Regions from separate parts of the Homo sapiens genome. Here region 1 is linked to region 2. Evidence: chromatin loops called from intact Hi-C (ENCODE). Cell type or tissue: Caco-2. All regions are shown on one strand. Each heading gives the region's core, and the rest is flanking DNA. Links, peaks and the distances in the headings are about the cores only. Region 1 has its middle 95 kb from the start of RANBP3L. Region 2 overlaps SKP2 (S-phase kinase associated protein 2).

Region 1 (5,385 bases), core at 217-5,216, 240 kb before region 2:
ACCTCATGCCTCTCATAGGATCCTGACCTGCTGACGTACAGACAGAATATGTGAGAAATACAGGTAAAGTTGGTTGGTTTTCAAATTTTAGATAAACAGAAATAGAAGTTCCAATTTTTTCTTTCTGCTTCCTGCTGGATGATCTTGTGCTCCCTCAGAGCATATGCTACACACTTGGAGCCGACTCTCCAGTCCATCTTGTTAAAATAAGCAGCTCCACACACAGACTGTGCTCAACAGTAGCCCCCTTGCTTGCCCAGGAACACCATAGAGCTCAGGTGTGTTTCTGCTGTTTCTAATGTAGAAGCATTTTTATGAATGATGGGAAATTTGCTAGTCTTTTCTTATTCCCTTTGTCAATTGCAATTCAGTGTCCAGGAATTATTACCTGATATAAAAATTAAAAATGAACTTCATAGTTTAAAAAAGACATTTTTTAAAAACTCAACTTTGTGGTGGGGGGTAGAGGGAGGGAAGTGAAGGAAAAAGGGGTAGTTCCCTTGACACAGTTTTGGGGTCCATTTTCACGAGAAGAAAAAGGAAAGACAAGCTTTGTACATTAATCATTATATAATATCAAAACATTATTTTATATTAAAATACTCTTGCCATTTAACTCTATACACAAGAACTAAAAATCATTATTTTAGTGAAAGAGAGATGTAGTTCTATATATTCTTTTGTCCTCCTCTATCCCTTTTAGAATGCATCTAGAACAAGCATTCTTAATCTTTTTTGTACCATAAACCCATAGCTGTTTCGTTGTAAACTATAGACAACTTCTCAAAATATTCTTTGTGTGCCAAATATTAATAATATATATAGATTTTCAAAGAAAACCAATTATGCTGAAATATTCAAAAGTCATAAGGTTAAAATAGCAAATATATGAAATACTAATGCACGTGTTTTATACTAACTCATTAAGTAACGAGATCTAATGACAGGTCTATCAGAATTTCAAAGTAATGGTGAGTGTAAACAATACTTTTTGATATCTGCAATAATTATAATGTGATTTTTTAAATCTATAATTTCTACTGTTGACAACATTACTAATAATACTACTATGGTTAGTTGTCCATATTCATAATTGAAGAAAATCCTAAATATTAAATAGCAGTTTATAGAAATAAAAATGCAAGATTTTGCCCATCTAACTTCATGTACCCCTGGCCTTCTCAATAGTGGACCAAGGGAACTAACTTGTGGGTGTAATAGTCACATGCTTTCCAGAAGGTGTCAGACTTGCATTTTGGAAAATTGAAATCTACTTCCTTCTCTAATCCCCCCAAACCAACAAGTCTCCTGACTCACTTTCAAGATAGGTAATCCAGCAGCTGGAATCATTCAAAATTAGATGAAATATGCTTATTTCAAAGACAGACTAAGCACTTCAACAAAACAAATTCTACAAGGGCTAAGAAAGTGCTGTTTAAATGAAGAAGTTTTATAGCAAAGAACCGTCTAAAGAAACAGAATTGTTTTCCGGTCTTTTCAGTATGAAGAAAGGATTTATGTTGTCAGCAAGGATAGACATTGTGAAGTTTCTGAAAATACATCACAGAAAACTTATGGCTGAAGATAGATAATTTATATCCTCGTAGGAGTCCATACAGAGGAGGATTATAGAACAGAAGAGATACTGAAAATCCAGGCTATAGGCAGAGGCTTCTGGATACAAAGCAGGGATTAGGCTATGGCTCTTCCTTTCATCTGAGAATTCTTCACACTCTTCCGGAAAACAAAAGAATTTATTGGAAATCCAGTGCACGGAGTGAAAGATGCTTCCTAAAGAAGTCACTGTTCTTTTATGAACTACATGGGCTTCTAACATATCTAAGGCATATATTATGAATTATTTAGTGGATTTTCTTACATGAATGGGTAATCTACAAATGGGTAGATTCTGATTATGCATGTTGAATTTTGGGGAACTACTTCCCTTTCCCCCTGATTTTTGTATTACAATTTCTGACTGATCTTCATTTGAAAATGAGCCCTGTAATGGTCTGCACTGTTGTTCCAATGATCTGCTGACTCTAGAAAGGACTAATGTCAACTAATGTCAAGCTTGGCCAAGTGACTTGATTTGTTAATGAAATCTAAGCAGCAAGTGACGTGTCAGGCCCAAGCAGAAGTTTTAATAGTCACTGAGTATCTCTGCCATCTCTTTTTCTTTTTCCTCTGCCTTAGGAATGATATATCCCAGATCAAACTGCTTCTTAAGCTCGTGTTATGGAAGAAAAAGACATATGCAACATAATGGCAGCTCACTGCAGCTGAAGTAATATAAGTAAGGAAAAAGCCTTTATTGCTTTAGGCTACTGATGTTTGGAGGTTGGTTGTTTCACAACAAAGCATAGCAAAAACTGATTAATATAGACTCTAACTCTTTAATTTTCCATTTTCTCCCTCCCTTTCCTGGTTCAAGTAGTTATTTTATTATTTTTTTGTTTGAGAAGGAGTCTCCCTCTGTTGCCCAGGCTAGAATGCAGTGGCTCGATCTCTGCTCACTGCAACCTCAGCCTCCTGGATTCAAGAGCTTCTCCAGCCTCAGCCTCCTGAGTAGCTGGGATTACAGGCATGAGACACCAAGCCCGGCTAATTTTTGTATTTTTAGTACAGACAGGATTTCACCATGTTGGCCATGCTGGTCTTGAACTCCTGATCTCAAGTGATCTGCTTCCCTCGGCCTCCCAAAGTGCTGGAATTACAGGCATGAGTCACCGTGCCTGGCCTCAAGTAATCTTGATCTATAAACAAAACAAAAAGACAAATTTATTATGAGTGGCTCTATTTAACAACCACTTCTAAAATAAATAAGAAGGCAAAATCTTATCTTTCTCCTTCTTCAATCTTTCTGTTTCTTTGAAGTTTTATTTGCTTGCTTTTTTCCCCCCAGTCACTAAATCCCATCTGTTAGTGTGTGATTGGCTGTGGAAACTTTCTGGGTTCTTGTCAAAGAGAACATAACTATTTTATTTGGGGACAAGTTGCTGGCTCCTAGAAAAACCTTCTAGATCTCTTAAACTGGGCAGTCACAGTCTTGCTCTTTTTTCTATCATCTATATCTATAAGTCTATCTAAAGATAGACTTTTTTTATAAAGAGACAAAATTTCACTGACTGTATGTTCTAAATTTCAAGGCAGTCCCTATTTCAAATATCTCATCTTATTGACTCAATGGTAAGCACAAGCACCCAATTTTTTCTTCTAAGAATGCTTTAAGAAAATGTATGATTTGGCCAGGCACGGTGGCTCATGTCTGTAATCTCAGACCTTTGGGAGGCCAAGGTGGGCGGATCACTCGAGGTCAGGAGTTCGAGACCAGCCTGGCCAACAGGTGAAACTCTGTCTCTACTAAAAATACAAAAAAATTAGCCAGGCGTGGTTGGGGTGTGGGAGGCTGAAGTCACAGCTGCTCAGGAAGCTGAGGCAGGATAATCGCTTGAACCCGGGAGGCGGAGGTTGCAGTGAACCGAGACCACGCCACTGCACTCCAGCCTGGGTGACAGAGCGAGATTCCGTATCAGAAAAAAAAGAAGAAGAAGAAGGAGAAGGAGAAGGAGAAATGATTCTACTTATATAAAGTTAAAAAATATGCCAAATGAAATTATACTGTTAAGTAAGCACAGTGTTTATCTTTTGAGGAAGGACTAGAGTGGTAATTGGGAAAGGGCATGAGGGGGCTTTGAGCAGTGGTAGTGTTTTATTTCTTATCCTGCACGGATGGACAGATGAGTGTTCACTTTATAGTAATTTGTTTATATTTTTCATTTATGATAATTCATATATATATATAATAGTGTATTTTTCTGCATGATATATGACACTTCAGAATAAAAAATTTTAAAATTATAGTAATTATAGCCAATAGTCTACTGAAAACACATGAAATTAAATGCTTGAGAATTAACAAACTCTAACTTAGATGCCGATTTTGTTGTGTAACAGAGAAAAACACAATCTCACCCATCCTGGCTTTCTTGAGCTAGGAATCAAGCGTAGTTCAATTTAGCACTCTTTTTTCTATATTGAGTGTTCTTGGTTTCTTACAGTTTATGTTTTTTTTTCTTCTACAGCTTATCTGCAGGAAAAACACATTAGTTATGTAATTATATAATAGGTAACTATATATTGCAGTGGATAATTATATGTTGTATAATTAGGTAATTATATATACTATATAATGAACTACACATGTAATAAGTACAGGTGGCCTTCCACATCTGCGGATTCACCCAAGCGTGAATCAAAAATATTTGAAAAAATTGCATCTGTCCTGAACACGACAGACTTTTTCCTTGTCATTATTTTCTAAACAATACAGCATAACAAGTATTTACATAGTATTTACATTGTATTAGGTATTATAAGTAATCTAGAGATGATTTAAACTGTACAAGAGAATGTGTGTAGGTTGTATGCAAATACTATGCCATTTTATATCAGAGACTTGAGCATCCTTGGATATGGGTATCCACAGAAAGTCCTGGAACCAATTTCCTGGGGATACTGAGGAAATTCTACTATTAAATACAGAGTACTGGAGATTTTAAACCTTATCTCTGCCCTGCTGTTATCAGCTAGCAGAGGAGAAACAGTCTAACATATATAACACTCCAATCTAGAAGAGAAAACAATTGAATTCATTAGTTTATTAATAAACTAATTATGTGTTAATGTAATACATGTAATAAATTCTGTATTAAGTACATTAATAAATGATCAATTTTAGAGGCAAAGCTAATGATGCCACACTAAGAGATGCAAAAAGTTTCAATTCTCCCCTTGCCTCTGGATGCTCCCACCATTGCTATCAGAAGTCATCCAATTCTGGGCAGAATCTGACTCTTCAGGGCTCACTTTGATCTTCAAATCTCTTCCATCTGTCTTTTCACACAAGCCTCTTTAAACATGGCTTCAGGCTGACTCCCAGAGCCCTCAGCAGAATGCAGTTCTTTCTATAACTACTAAAAAACTGAGAGCTGACTTTCAGAATTTTTCCTCAGTATGAAGTCAACCAGCTCTGAGCTTTTTGGACAGATCTGTCAGGCGGCTGGAATTCTATCTATGACACAGACAGCCGGGCCTCGGAGGCTCTGATGGTTAGAGGAAGGGAAGGAAATAAAGAGAATGGAGAGAACTGAATTCCCACCTCCCGAAGTTCGCTGAGGACCCATTTCCCAAACATTTTCCCCTACCAACCAACCAAAAAAAAAAAAAAAAAAAGTAGGTAAAGAACAGTCCAAGTTGTGATTTTAAATGAATTAAGCTGGGATCATGCAGCCCATTAGAAAGACTATCTTTCCCAGTCTTCTTTGTAGCTAGCTATGGTCATGTGACTAAATTCTGGCCAATGAGATGAGAGTGATTACATGA
Region 2 (5,385 bases), core at 72-5,071:
ATTTCAGCTTAAATGGCACCTGCTCAAAGAAGCATTCCCACCCAGGATACCACCACAGGCCCCATGCCCAGATTTGCACATCCATTACCTAACAATGCCTGGCACATAACAGGACTCTATAAATATTTGCCAAATGTATTTATTAGCCCTCTTCATTCAAATGGTGAATGTGCTAATTCTTTATTAGTGTGAATGGCTAACCCTTATTAACCAATTAACGACTATGTGCACAGCACTGTTGGCATATGGAGGGGATGAGGCTGAAGACAAAAACCCAGAGCAGAAGGGAATGTCCTCTATCAGTATAGCTGTAGTCTCTGGGAGATGGGGGCTGGGGCTTCAAGAAAACATGCAACTATGATAAAAGAGACAAGGTCACACAATCAGTAAGTGGCAGAGGGGGAATTTAAACTCAGGTCTGATTTCAAATCATGCCCTTTCCATCCTAGTGGGTTCTAATATTCTATGCTCTCCTCTGTTGTAAGTACAAATTTTGAAAAGGTGAGAATTAAACCCGGACTTGCTATGGAAACAGAAATCAATCAGGGCTAGGGAGTGAGTGGAGGAGGAGAGAGAAAATAAAACAAAGATGCTATCAATGGGTTCACCACCAAATGGAAGGAGCAAGGTCCTAGAAAACACACATACTCAGCTAGCAGCCAAGTACCCAGTGCTCTTACTCAGCTGACCACAGAATGACACTAATCCTAGGGGCCCCGGGTGGGGGTACCACAGCCTGATATGGGCTGCTGTCCCAGCAGATGGGGCAGAAGTTTGTCTTTAATAGCTGCTCTAGCAATAGGCATCCAGGCTGTGATATGCTTAATCTAATTTTCCTTGCCATATTTAATTCTCAAAACATTAGCCATCTGTTTCCTGAATTCATGATGAAACTGCTGCCTGGTCTGTTTGCAGAGAGCGGAAGGAAAAATCCAGAGGTCTTTTCTCCACTTGTCTCTGCTAAATCCAGCAAGGCTGTAGCTGCATACCAGACCCACATTAAAAGACATAATTACTGAGCCCAAGGTCTCCAGTCTTCAATGACATGGACGGCAGTTAAATATACTTCAGGGCCAGGAAAGGGCAAAAACTGGGCCAAACCAGCAAACCTACTACAATCACCCTCACCTACCACTGTTTCCAATTATTTCTCAGGTGCAAACCCAGTTTCCCACTTCTGTAACCTTATCACATCTCATGCTTCCTGAAATTCTCTGGGAAGAGGGCCTTGTTGGAGAGTTTTCTATGCATTCCATCTTTGCAGTGTAGGTAACTCATCTTACTTGACATATTTATTTCTCAGAATATCACTCCACTCATTTATTTCTCAGAACATCACTCCACTCCACTCAGATTCAAGCTGAAAATCCAAAGTAATGCTAATCATAATCAAACTTTTGACTTAAAAAATTGCTGCTCTTTAAGCATAATCAGATTATACTTGCAGAAATGTATACTGAGGACCTGGTACTCATACTTGTTTTTGTGTGTGTGTGCATTTCTTTCAGGGAGTTGGGGGGTGCTCACCTCAGAATTGCTTTTGCTGGCTTGTTTTAAGTAGCAATACCCCATGCTTTCTTTCTGGGGAACTACAAACAGATTGTGCCATCCCAGATGAGTTCTCCTTCCTCTTCCCACAAACCATAAATAATACATTTGAGGCCATGTTGGCTTTGGGTGTTTTTGTTTTTTTGGCTAAGGTGGGCAAAACTGAAAAAAACAAAACACAGCCAAACTTAACAAGGATTCCCCCATGTACCCCTTCAGTCCCACAACCCTTTATTTCTATGAAAGACTTGCTCAACCCTGAGGTGTAGGGGGTGTAATGAAGAAACAACAGAAGCTGGGATTTGGAAAAAATATGGAACAGTGTATAAGCACTATGAGGGCAGGGTCTCTTGCCTGTTATGTTCAGTATTGTAGTCCCAACCTCTAAAACGGTGCTTGAGAAATATTTGCTTAATGGATGAATGAAAGGAAGCTATGGAACAAAGAAAGATGACTGGGAAGATCCCATAAAGGCTCTTCCAGTGCTGAGTTTAGTAACTGTAGACTGAGACTCACATAGATCATGAAATCAATTTAGTGGGTTTGACTAGCATATATGTACATATAAAGAATGAACTAGAACAGAATAGAAAATATCTTAGTAAGGGGAAATACAGTTTTGTAAAACTGCTGTTTCAGATACATACCCAGGATTGCAATGTAAAATATGTTTCTTACTGGTTAAAAAAAAAAAGTTGGAAAAAATGCTTGCCTAAGGGTATTAAGACACAGATTCCCAGGCTCACTCAGGCCAGGACTCCCCGGATCAGAATCTCAGGAATTTTACACTTTGAACAAGTTCCTGTGGGGATTCTGATATACAGTAAATTTTAGTATCTCCAGTCTGACAACCACTTTAGGGTCTGGAATTTCAAGCATTTAAGAGTCATGGAAGAGCTGATCAACAAATTAGTTCACCTCCATTTTCATGGCTATCACCTGTTTAAAGGGTGGGGTGGGGGACAAGCATTTCATGACCATAAATAAAATGCAATTGTCCCCTTTCCGCCTGTTACTGACCTCATTGCTGGGCCATTTCCTCCCCAACTCTTTCCATACACTCACTCCAAGGGCCAATCAGACCTGTTCTAGTACAGGTTGGCCACAGAGCTTTCATCTTCCCAGATAAACGGATGAAGAGGATTTAGTTGCCAGATGTACGGCTGGACTGGGGCCTGCAGGGAGAAACTGCTTAGCAAAGAACCAACAAAAACTTGCAGCCCAGAACCAGTCATCAGATATCTATGTACAGCAGGTGTGGCCTGTTCTACCCTAATCCTGGCAAAGCTAGTAGCCACCTGTCCTGACAACTGCAGACAAAACTCCTTGGAATGACAATCCGGCTCCACTGGAGGCCCAGGCTTCCAAAGGCCCATTGGGAATCCTCTATACCAGCTGTCCCTCATCCTGCATCACTGATTTCACCCTTCCCCACTCCACACCAATTAAGCAATCTCTGTTGTAAGTCCACGTACATTGGTTTCCCTCTGTGCCTCTCCTTAGGTAATAAACATAAAAGTCACCATTCTTTCTCTCTCCCTTCAGATATATACTTTTGAAGTCAGCTTTAACCATCAAGACACTGATTACACCATTTTCAGAGCCCTCTCTTTCCTCAGAATCTCCTTTCTTGCTGAGTGGAAGGAGGAAGATCTTCCACATCCACCTGAATGGGAATCACAGCTCTTATTTTTTATTGTATTTTCTCCTCAACTTGACTTGCAAATTCCTGGGAAATAGCAAAGACTCCGGAAACTTCTGTCTTGTTCCCACAGTGCCTTGCTTAAAAAAAATTCTTTTTCACTTGTGGAAGGGCATATAGCAATCACACTCTATGTCAAAAGCTATCGGCACTGGACAGGTTAATAAAAATCTGTTCATCTTAGCAGGAAGTATCTTTCGCCATATTTGGTTGGTCAAGCACCAGATTGTTAGGGCTACATTCCAGACACAAAGAAGAGCGGTGAACATTAAATTTTGAAGAAAAAAAATTTTATACTAACAGGGTCAGAGTAACAATATTAAAAACAAAAGATAAAAGTCCACTAGCCTCCAAAATTGGTGTCAGGAATTTTGTTGGCTTATGTATTGTTACGTGTCAGTGGCATGCTAAGGGTTTTACGTCATTCTCATTTAATCTTCACGACGACCTGTGAAGTGGGTATTATTACAGCACTCCATTTCACAGATAAAGGAACTAAGGCAAAGAAAGCTCGAATAACTTTCCAAGGCTGATAAACGCAAGAATGAGGATTCAAACCCAGATCTGACTTCACTACAACCCTCTACTGCTTTTCTAACTAATCCAATTCCTGATGTATATTCCCAGACCATAAATTGGGCAAAGTTCTCTTTCCTAAAGAAAAGGCTGAAAACAAACGTATTTATTTTCTTAATTAAAAGTGGAATGCATCTCGAATCCGCATGTCTTCCTGCGCAGGGGCCATGCTAATCTTCTCTGTATTTCCAGTTTCAGTATATGTGCTGCCAAAGCGAGCAACCAACCAATCAACTAAACAACCAATCTATCAACCCTTCTGCAAAGGAAACCAGATGGGAGAATTTATGAATATACTTAAATTACCTTGGGTCTGCAAGACTTCATCTTTAAATGTTTAATCTGTTTCTTCTTCGCCATCATCCCCCACCTGATTTCAATTTAGACTCTGATCACCTCTTCCACAGATGATTTCAACAGCCTCCTAAATTCTGTTGACTTTAATGTGGGAATATATCCGGAATCTGACCACCCTCACCCCCAACAAGACTTCAAGCTTTGGCCAGGTGTGGTGGCTCATGCCTGTAATCCCAGCACTTTGGGAGGCCAAGGCTGGAGGATCGCCTGAGTCCAGGAGTTTGAGACCAGCCTGGGCAAGATGGTGAGAACGCCCCCGCAACCTCCATCTCTACAAAAAATAAAAAAATTGCTGGGCGTGGTGGTGCATGCCTGTAGTCTCAGTTACTTAGGAGGCTGAGGCAGGAGAATCGTTCGAATCCAGGTGAAGACAGTGAGCCAAGAGCAGGTCACTGCATTCCAGCCTGGGCAACAGAGCAAGACTCCGTCTTGAAAATATGAAATTTAAAAAAGACCCTAAGTTTCTACCCTTGATGCCCCTGCAGCTGAGTCTCAACACATCAGTGTGTCATTTTTAGAAGGTTAAATCAGGTCCCATCACAACTCTGCTCAACATTACCTCCAGCCTGATCTCCCCCGACTCTCCCTTTCGCTCATTCCACTCTTAGAATATGGCTTCCCTGTTCCTGGAACAAATACGTCACATTTATGCACCAGGGTCTTTGCAGTGGCTGTTCCTTCTGCTTGGAGCTCTTTTCTCCAAGATATTTGCATGGCACACTCCTTGCCTCCTTTATGTCTTTGCTTAAAGGTCACTGTCCAATTGAGGCTTTCTCTCAATACCTGGTTTAAAAGTGCACTCTATCTTCCCACCCCAAGACCTGCATTCCCTCTTGGCTTGTTCTATTTTTGTTTTTAGCCATAGCTCTTATCACCTTCTAACATACTATATAAAAATAGTTATTGTGTTTATTGTATTCTCTCACTAGAATGGATGCTCCCTGAGAGCAGAAATGTTTGTTGTGCCCACTCCTCTATCTCCAGCACCTGGAACACGGCCTAGCACATGGTATGTGCTCAGCAAATATTTGCTGTATTACTGTTTTAAATAGCTTACTAGTAAGAAAAACTGATAACCCCAGGTCAATGCCCTGTTTATCCTATGGCTTTTGCATACTCCAGGGTTCTGGTTCACTCTGGGAGGCACTCGTTCGCCTGCTTGAGGAACTAGGGGATGGGGAGCTATTAAGGAGGGAAGATAC

What was found. Peaks named below come from ENCODE experiments on the same cell type or tissue, not always from the same donor. Only the 100,000 strongest peaks of a DNase experiment are listed, where the experiment ranks them.
Region 1: it touches region 2 in a loop (9-fold over the local background); 2 of 110 quality-filtered maps call a loop at or near these places.

What each region holds. Positions count from the first base shown.
Region 1 is chr5:36,394,216-36,399,600 of GRCh38, reverse strand. No RefSeq gene overlaps it. Among named protein-coding and RNA genes, the nearest start is that of RANBP3L, 95 kb to the right of the region's middle. In Caco-2, for the core only: a CTCF peak has its summit at 1,247 (motif pointing right); DNase peaks (open chromatin) are centred at 2,700 and 3,298.
Region 2 is chr5:36,153,782-36,159,166 of GRCh38, reverse strand. The region is part of intron 2 of SKP2 (S-phase kinase associated protein 2); the gene reads right to left. It also overlaps the pseudogene RNU6-1305P. Among named protein-coding and RNA genes, the nearest start is that of SKP2, 4.4 kb to the right of the region's middle. In Caco-2, for the core only: no CTCF peak of the experiment used is centred there; DNase peaks (open chromatin) are centred at 2,316 and 2,736.